Regions from separate parts of the Mus musculus genome. Here region 1 is linked to region 2. Evidence: chromatin loops called from intact Hi-C (ENCODE). Cell type or tissue: gastrocnemius. All regions are shown on one strand.

Region 1 (5,000 bases), 51 kb after region 2:
TGAAAATGGGCCATATTGGAGAAGAACACTTCTTCCTCACTCATTATTGATTTGGAAGCAAACAGGTCTCCCTGCCCACTACCTTTCTTACCCTGACTGGTCCTCCTCTGGTCTTATCTGCTTAGTGGAAATGCCACGAATATTTCGCACTCTGAAGGAGAACTTCTTCACTAAAGACCTGTGGGGAAGGCCCAGGAGGTTGGAAGTCATCTCAGGACAAGTGCAGAAGACAGACCTGAACCTGCACCAGGGAGCACAGGAGCCAGGGATTCCAGCAACAGCACAATGGCATGAAGTTATGCCAAAGCAAAGCTTCGTAAGGTCATATCCAAATGCCTGGAGGAGCTTGCGGATCACAAAGTTGATACAAGCCAAATGCTTTGGGGAGGTCCAGGAGCCTGGTGGGCTGGATTCAAGCTCAAGAACCAGGAGGGGTGCTTGGCTTTCTCCATCTCTAACTGGTGTCTTCTAAGCAAGGGACAGATAGGAAAGGTTCATGTCCTGGGGGTAAGGAAAGACTTGATTTATTGGTGGCCACTGCCCTCTCTAAGGTTTCTGTTCCTTTCAAAGTCCATGCAGAAGGAAAGCAACCAGCAAAGGGCCATTCTGTTTTACAGAGGCCTGACTATTTTCATTGTGCCTGACTCCTCTTTGTCCTTCCCTTCTTTTTCTCCTCCCTCCCTCCCTTCCTCTCTCCCTCCCTCCCTCCCTCCCTCTCTCCTTCCCTTTAGGCACAGGGCAAGTCACTCTGACAATTCAGATGAGGCATCTTGGGAGGGATAGGAGAGAGGTAGGTGGAAGAGAGATTAAGACAGGGCTTCTACTCGCAGATTTGTACAGTAAGTGTCAATGCTACCAGTTTCCTAACCATAGTTCCAAGATCTGCATGGGGATAGTGGCAGAAACTGGCTTTTGCTTTTGGCAGAGGAACTGCCAACTGTCTCAAGCCGGCTGGGGTGAAAATCTGGGCAGATCAGAACTAGGTGTGGGCACCCACTATCCAGCCTGAACCAGACAGGTCCTGCAGTGCGCAGACTGGAGGGAGGCGGGCAGGAGGCTGGCAACACCCAACATGCCATCCCTTTGTTCTGTGGGCAGTGGGGAAATTCTGAAGTGCAGAGAAGGCCCACTCATAGGGCACCACCAAAAGTCTGAGCTTAGCCTTCGTCCTTCCCTAGTCTATTGCCAAAGCAGCCTTGGCAACCTTGAGCGGGACGAGTTCCAGGAAGGATCCTAAAAGTAAGATCCAGTATATCTAGGGGAAATTGACGAATTGCTTGGAGGTGCTTGCCACGGGGGGGGGGGGGGGGGGGGGCACTAGGCAAGGACATGCAGCAGGGCAGGGGCGCAGATCCCAGATTGTACATTTCCTGGCTCCTAACTCCCCGCGCTCTCGTTTTCCTCCAAACTGATAAGAGACCAGTATTCTGCTGTCACAACCTTCCCTGCATCGCTCTCCATCTAGACCGTGACTCTGCCAAGATTGCAAAGGACACTTTGACACACCAGGAAGGAGCCACAAGCGGGCCACAGCGCGCCTGCGGGAAAGAGTGTCTGACCGAGGCTGAGAGCATACAACCACCCAGAGCCCGCCAGTCCACGTCCACGCATGCCTGAGAACTCGTCTCGCCCCGGGGTCGGGAAAGCTTTCCAGACTCACTACCTCCAGACTCTTGATTTTTAACACCATAGAAACCTAGTCTGAGGCTCTGACGCTTAGGGGAAAAAGGACAAGGTCAAGGTCTCCCCATAGCCACCATCTGTCCCGCCTTAAGCAAGATCTACCTGCATCCATTCGTTGGAAAATGGATGATAGAGTCCAGTGGGCCTGGCTGGAGCTGGGGGACCTTACCCTGACTCTTTCTGACCAGTCCCGGACCACAGCTTTCCTTTCTTTCCTCTCTCTTCTGCTCAGTGGTGATTCGAGGGGCTATGATTAAGACCAACCAGTGATCGCACGGCGGCCGGCGGCCGAGTGGCTCCAGACCGTCAGGCTACGCGGGCGCCGCGGCCAAAGTGACTGAGGGCAAGGTCCTCAGATGGACGCACTTCGTCCCCTCCCCCCTGGAGGACACACTTGGCGGGATCCGGGCGCCCTCGGATCGGAATCTCCCCGACCGGCCCCGCACAGTCTCCCGCACGCACCGCGCACACACCCGCCTCCCGCCGAAAGGCCGTTCGCCTCTTTTCTCTCTAGAGTCTAGAAGCAAACTCGGCTTTAAGTTGACAGCAGGCTAGAGCGAGGAACTGGGGTGCGAGGGGGTGCGCACAGAAATGAAAAGGGTGTATGTGTGACAGCAAGAAAAGAGCAAGTTAGAGCGCCCGGCTGGAGGTCGGAAGGGACAAAAGCTGGGGACAACGCGACCGGCGAGGTCGCCGCGGCAAGCGACAGCGCCTCCCGCGCGTACCCGGAGGCTGGGCGCCAACTCACAAGGTCCCTCGTGCAGAGCCGCTCTCCGAGCTCTCGGGAGTGGGTGGCTTTGGGGGTCCCCGAGGATGTCCGCTTGGTCGCCGGCTGCAAGAGGGGAAAACCAACACAAAACAAGTCACCGGAGGCCAGCGAGACTGTCCGCCAGGCGCCGCGGGAACCTCTCGCACTCCGCACCAGGAATCGGGCACGGGGTTCGGGCTGCCGGGCGTAGACTATAAATAGCAAAGTTTTAGATTGAGTCAGCTAACAAATGAGAAGAGCGATTGTAAATGTGTGAAGGTCCCTCCCCCACCCCCACCCACACACCTTGGGGAAAAGACCCGACATTCCTCTTCAGGCTCCTGGCACCGGTTGCATTTTAATATCTCCAGAATTTCCAGTAGTTTTGTTGCTTCGCTTCATGCTTTCCCCTACTGCCCCCTCACCCGACTCGCTGCCAACTCACGAGCCAGGAAGGGCAAATCCTCCTAGTATTGAGAGAGGGAGAAGGCCCGGGGCGGGTTTCCCCCAGGACTGGGCGAGCCTTAGCCCTTAGGGAGACAGGAAAACTGCCAGGACTCGGGGTTCACTTGAGGTACCGGGACAGAAATTTGGGCAATCCCGCATCTGTGAAGGAATTGCAACAGGGTGAATTTAGAAGCCACCAGGGTAACCTGGAGGGCAGGGTTGTCCTTCCCGACCCAACAACGACCTCCAGTGAGAGCGACCTCTTTCGGTTAGTTTTCTTGAACTTTGAGCCCCGGGAAGGACCATGGAGAGCCAAGTTGGGGGGTGGGGGGTGGGGGGTGTCTTGCTTTACAGATGCAGGTTTTTCTAGCAGCCGGGCTACGGAATGGCACCAGCGGGTCCTCCTCGCTTAGCCCTCTCCAATCTAAACTGCCCCTGGAAGCAGATGCCTTTTCCCATGGGTTCACACCAGACATCAGGAACAGGGCCATTTGTCTAATTGACCGAGCTCATTGCACGCATTCACCTTTCTCGGGTCCTTTGGCCCGGCTGGGATATGGGCGGAGGTGAATGTCTTAGTTCGATATTCATTTTTATCTTGTTTCCTCAAAGATTAAATCATTGCAGACAGGAAACATTACACACTCCAAGCCCCCTAAGCTCACGAGGTTTCAGCTTTAAAGCATTGAGGGATGCTGCACAGAAGAAGGGATCCAGGGTCACAAGAAGTAGAAACGTAGGTTGCTGTGCGAATTGTGGCGGGAAGAAGAGGGTTGAAGGTAAACAGGGTCTGCCCTGCTCGCTTGGGAAGAGGCCTGCGGAATCGCGTTGCCCACTGAGCCCGAGGAGGCCTGTAGCTGCAAGAGTAGCTTGCAGTCACCGCACCCCCATAGCCCACCTCCCCTAACAACTTCCCGCCCTCCCTCTGCCAACGAAAAGGTCAAATGTCCTCGGTGCGGGTTGCGAGCTGGGAACCTCCGTGGGTAAATGTCACTGTCCTCAACTGCGCTTTCCAATAGCCCATCCTGTCAGTTGTCACCTCAGGATCCCTAAACGCATTTGCCCAAGAGTCCAACCTGGCTAGGACCCAACGGAAAAGGACAAAGGTCTAAGGAGTATTGGGCGTCCCACAGTGTCCACAGCCCACGAGTCCACTTAGGCCAGCGTGTGCGCGTCCTCTCCGCCAGCCTCTGCCAAGCCTGTGCTCCTGCCCTCCCACTCGAGCTTTGGACACAACCGCGCCGGCCGCCTCAACATCCTTCCTTGTCTGGGGGGTGGGGGTGGGGTAGAAGTCCTTCCCGGGCGCCATTTGGTCCCGGGCCCCTGCCTGGGCTCAGAAAGACATTGAAGGCGCCCCAAGACTGGGACAGAAGCCAGGAAACGCGGGATCCCCCGCCTGACTTGCGCACCCAATGATACGCACCTGTCCTGGCCTTCCCGCCGCGGTCACTGAACAGGTTGGGAGCTGGGCCTAGAGCTCACAGCCTCCAGCCGAGCCCGCCCTCACCCTCACTCTCGCCCTCACCCTCCTCCTCCCAACTCGCCTTGCCTTTCCTCTTTGGGAAGCCTTGCCACCAACAGGGCAGTCCCCCACCCCCACCCCCCGGGGCTGTTGCTGTGGGCTAAGGTTCTCAGGCTGCTGTGAGACTATCTCTAGGCTGTGCGACCCCTTGGTGAGTCCACACCAAGGGAGCATCTTTCACCGTCTTCTGCTCCCCGCCCCAACCCCATCAGGTCCGCAGGTGTCCTCCTGCATCCTGCCTTAATATCCCAGGCTTTGGAATTGAGGAGGTGGTGCAAGGAGAAAAGCTGGGAAGACTTGCAGGAAGAGTGTGGGTGTTCCAGACTGTTTTGAGTGTGTTCATTGTAGGAAAACGGGCCTTAGGGTGATGAACTTGATGGACGGACAGACAGCGTCCCCATGGCTGCCCCCATTGCCGGGTTCCCGCCTATTGTTTTATGCCCGGGGGGGGGAAAAGCTGCCTAGCGTGATAGATCTCTGTAGATCCCATCACTGGAAGAAAAATCCTGCTGATAACGATTATCTCCCGGTCGAGCTATCTTGCCATCACCCCAATTCATCTCCTTCTCGCTCCAGCCCCTCGGGGAGACAAGGAGGGTG
Region 2 (5,000 bases):
AGGACCGTCAGACACCAGACAAACACTGAATAGGATTCAATTAAAACCGAACCTCAGAGGAATATGCTATGAGTAAATTATAACTGCAGACTGGTACAGTTTATGGAGAGGAAGCACAGTACAAACTCATTCCATTGTCCAGGAATTTATGTAGTTAATTCTTTAAAAGCATTCCCCCCCAGAGCTAACTTGTTCCTCAAGATGGACAAGACCAACAATTATCGGCCCTAATAAAAACTGAGAAGTTGTATAGTTTAATGCCCACAATAATTGGCCCACGAGCCACATCTATGTGCTAACTGAGAAGGGCAAATAGCTAGAGCTAAGATATTACAACCTCCGTCTACTGCAAAGTCACTGTATCAGAGGCTACAATTGATCTGTTGCCTCAGAACGAATTGAAACTGAATGTAACATAAGGTCGGAAAAAATCCCTCCTGTACTGCTAATCGGATATTGTATAATGGTTGATTGCAGCTTTGCCTTGTCCCATTGCTGCCTAAATCATACATACTTACACGTTCTGGGCTCTTCCAAGAGTTTGGTGCAGTTTCAAGGACAAATGTCTTAAGCAAGCCTCTGTACTGTGCAGCGGGGAGTCTGCTCTGCTCGGATCTGATGACTGGAGTCTGGTGCTAAATCTGACAACACAGAGGAAACTTCCTGGGTGAAGAGGGGATCTGGGAGAGTCTCGGGTTCAAAAGGCTGCTGGGAAGGTGCTGCTCGCTCTGCTCCGGGGCTGTGTGTACAGGGTAGCAGCTGAGCTGTTTGCAGCCCTGCAGAAAGGAACCTTTACTGAAAACCAATGGTATCACATTTCAGAGGAGCCCGTGCCAAGTGCTGGAGAGCAGAGCAACCTTTGACAACTTCACACAATTCACCCCAGCGGACTCCAGCACAGGTCAGGGAGAAGTGTGGAAGGAGTCTCCCCTCCGCCAGGTCTCATCTCTGCTACTCAGCACAGGACCCGGCTAACCGAAGACTGGCACCAGCTGGACGTGGCACCAGAGCAAGGCACACACACAGCTCCCTGCACAAAGCTTCCGTCTCAGCTGCCCTCACCCACCATGTCCAATAGGCTAACAGAACTTTCCCAGTTAATCCAGTTTGTGCTTGTGTGTATGTGTTTATATCTGCTTATAGTGTGTGCACGTGTTTACCTGTCTGTGTGCACATATACATCCAGAGGCCAGACATAGATGTCCAGTGCCTTCTTCAATCCCTCTACACCGCAGTTTTTGAAACAAGGTCTCTCGCTGAAGCTGGACTCAATGATTGGCTAGGTGACTGGCCACACTAGTCCCTGGGACCCTCCTTCTCTGCCTCCCTAACACCGAGAGTGCAGCGGTGTGTGGTGCTACTCTGGCTTTGTGGCAAGTGTGCTGTGAATCAGAACCCAGGCCCCCATGCTTGTACGGACGGCACTTCACTGGCACAGCCACATCCCTGGATCCTTAATCCAATATTTTAAAGTGTACTTCCCTCCGTTTTTCTTTCTCTACCCCTTTGTCTGAGACCCCCGTGAAGTTCCTACGAGATGACTGAGAAGAGGAAAGGGAGGAGCGGGTCCTTCCAGACCGAAATCTAGACGTGCTGACCGAGAGCACTGCTGTCCTAAGCCTGGCCCAGATCTGCCTGGGAAAATGGTGAACTATTGTCAAAGTCTTCTTACTGCACGTCAGCCACACTGCAGTCTAGGAACAATAACAATGCACTCCGGTGTGCCAGTCAGGCCCTGTCATGCCAGGACGTCGTCAGCCTGATGCCCGGTTTAACTTCTATCCCGACACTACCCCTCCACCACACAAGATCAACAGTTGCTCAAAATATCCGCTGTTTTTTTTTTTTCCATCTATGAAAGGAATGCAATCTCACCACCATTCAAGATTTTTTTTGTGAAGATTTAAAGGCTAACATATGTTGGGGATGGACCGCAGAGCCAGGCACTCACGCATTCATAAACATTTACTGAGCCTCTGTTCGCAGTCAGGCACAGTGCCAGAAACTGTGGGCACAAAGTCAATCACAACACAGGACCTTCCCTCAAAGCGCAGGTCCCTAAGAGTAAATTCTTCCTTCCTCTTGTCCCATAATCCCTGCAGCCCCTATTGAACCACTCAAGAGCATTTCCAGATCTTCTTTCTCAGGCCTGGAGAGGTAGCTTGCTGGTAGAACAGGGAGTGGCCTGCCTACGTCATGCCCCGAGTCCATCTCCAGTACGTACAAACAAACAAACAAAAAACTAAAGGAGTCTCTTCCTCTCATTTGACTATCTTATGAACCAGATGAGACTATAGCCAACTAATAAGAGGAAAGAACATATCTTAAATAGGACACACCGAGTAGCCTGAAGCCTGGGTGTCAATGGGGCTCTCTGGGGGCGCCCAAGTACTCCTTAAGGGATCTGCATGAATTGGTCATATTCCATACAATTCTTTCTCATTCTGTACCTGAGTTTTGTTTGTTTGCTGTTTATAGGGCTAGGCCCCACATCCCTGAGCTGTGACTCCAGCCTGCAATGCTGTCACCGTAATGATTAGTATACTTCCCTAAAGGCAGCATGGATGTCTTAAAGCAGAGGCCATCTCTTAAGCATGAGGCTGCATTGCTAACTGACCTATCGTGATGGTAAAGGCACAGGGTGGTCAATACATTTTTGCTAAATGGGAGAGAAACCTGAGCTGGGCTGACTGTATTCACTGACCAGTTTCAGAGGCAGCTTTCAACGCAGATGGCAAGAAGCTCATCTGCAACTCGCAAATAATCATACGTCCGTCAACGGTCGCGGTGCCAAACCCACAATTAAGCTTCCTGGGTTTTGTTTTCCTCTTGTTTAGCACATATCTACTCCAGACTGAGGACCTCATGGGTTAGACAAAAGCAAACAGCAATTGGCTTTCAAGGACAAATTGGGTCTCACAACATTTTTGATTTCTACTTTTACTGAGTGTCTAGGTTTAACAGATCACCAAATGCAGGCTTCTGCCCATCATTATCTGGGAAGCCAGTCAGCTAAGGATGCCCCAGTTTCAGATAGAATCCAAACATAATTCTCTGAATCTGTGTTTTTAAGTGCATTGTCTGTACAAACAGCCCATTTCTTGAAAAATTTCTTACCTATTCCTTCAACATAGGCTTTGGAATATAGTTCATTTATAATGGCAAAATTGGCTAGGCTTAATATCATTGAATCATTCATAAAAATATCCTAAAGACATGTGTGCCATGGAGTCAACTGACCTCCCATTCGTTACTTCTAATCTTATAAGACATGTTTTTCAAATGCAATTTATAGAAGCATTTTTTAAGTATTTATTACCAAACAATTCCTATAGCCTTCACAAAATGCATACATTTCAAATTAATATCAATGCTACAATAAAGGTGCAAATGACAGGTAAGGTTTGAAACAAAACTATCACTGAATATTGCACGTAGAAAAGGGATGTGGTGTGTCTGTGTGTGTGTGTGTGTGTAAAATCATCTGGCCTATTTTTGCTGTCCTGCAATGGTTTTGATGGTTTATTTGGGTAAGAACTGGCTTTCTTGGGGTGGGGGAGAGCAGTAAATAAAGATGCTGGTGCACTGGCATGGTCTACATCGAAATCACCATGCCTATGGAGTGCTCAGCTGGCTCGCCGCATGCATTCTGCTGCTGCCCATCTATGTGTTACTCTCTGCTTCTTCCCTCTCTGCCTGCTCCACAGGAAGCAAGAAAAGTACCAAAAGAAAGAGACTCTCAATGAGATCAACTTAACCCCAATGATCAGAGACCTGGCCAGACAAGGCCGGCCCAACAATTCCCACTTAACTCTCACAGCCATCTTGAGAAGCTTTGATTAGTTGCATTTTCACAAATGACAAAGGTTCAGGGAATGAAAATTTTACCCACATCACACAACTTAGTGAGTGGCCCAGCAGAAGTTCTACAGCAAGAACTGGGCCCCTAACTCCAAGTCTTTTCCACAGTTGTCCCTTCAAGGGAAGACAGAAAATGGGTTATCTGTATTAATTCCCCTTGGCTTTTTGGGTAGATTTTGTTTGTATATTTTTGTTTTGTTCTGTTTTGGTTTTTTGATTGTTGTGTTGTGTTTTGCTTTGTTTTAGACAGTGTCTTACTCTATAGCCCTGGTGCTTAAGGTAACCCTCCTGCTTCAACCTCCCACATGCTGAGACTACAGGCAGGAGACACTATGCATGAGCTCACATTGTCCTTCACATCCCACAGCTCAGTAAAAATAGGCCATGTGATTTTACATATGCACACACACACACATGCAGACACACACATGGGCACATGCACGACACACACACATGCACACACGTATGCACACACACAGACACATACACACACTCATGCACACACACAGAGAGACACACATACACACACTCACACATGCACACACACATACACGCACACACAGACACACACAGACACACACAGACACACACACACACACACACATACCTCTTCTACCTGCAATAGCCTTGTATCTTGTCTTCTCTTATATGTTATGTCTTATATCTTGGCCTATTTTATCTCTCTCCATTTTCCCTCAGTCCTACATTTAATGAATTTCAGTGACCAAAAGACAAAAACAAAAACAACCCAACGACAACAAAGACTGCACCCAACTCTTCACAAAGACCACATACTTCACAACAATGCAATCTATTTCAAGAAAGTAAAGCTTCTATTTTGCTGTCTCTAAAATTCCTAGAAATTTCTCAAAACCCGTTTCAGCCATTCTGCAAGAGTTTGCATCTACCCATCCAACCTGTAGATTCATGTGCAATGCCTTAAAGATCGACCCCCCAACCCCCATGTCCACACATTGAAGGGCATTGCTTGGCCATGTGTAGAACATGTATACACAGTGAAGAATACTGTCTGTCATGTGTATCTCTTGTATCACAATAGGACAACTATCCTTATATCTGGTGTGTCAATGGGTCACACCAGCTGTTGTGATCCAACCTAGGAAACAAGCACATAAGAC

What was found. Peaks named below come from ENCODE experiments on the same cell type or tissue, not always from the same donor. Only the 100,000 strongest peaks of a DNase experiment are listed, where the experiment ranks them.
Region 1: it touches region 2 in a loop (6-fold over the local background); 3 of 42 quality-filtered maps call a loop at or near these places.

What each region holds. Positions count from the first base shown.
Region 1 is chr1:187,606,637-187,611,636 of GRCm38, reverse strand. The region is part of intron 1 of Gm36388 (a long non-coding RNA gene); the gene reads left to right. It also overlaps a transcript of Esrrg not described here. Among named protein-coding and RNA genes, the nearest start is that of Gm46176, 41 kb to the right of the region's middle. In gastrocnemius, a CTCF peak has its summit at 2,401; DNase peaks (open chromatin) are centred at 2,932, 4,306, 4,422, 4,975 and 4 more places; H3K4me3 peaks cover 1,730 bases; H3K27ac peaks cover 673 bases.
Region 2 is chr1:187,658,111-187,663,110 of GRCm38, reverse strand. It overlaps a transcript of Esrrg not described here. Among named protein-coding and RNA genes, the nearest start is that of Gm36388, 8.8 kb to the right of the region's middle. In gastrocnemius, no CTCF peak of the experiment used is centred here; DNase peaks (open chromatin) are centred at 871 and 1,996; H3K4me3 peaks cover 1,256 bases; H3K27ac peaks cover 1,249 bases.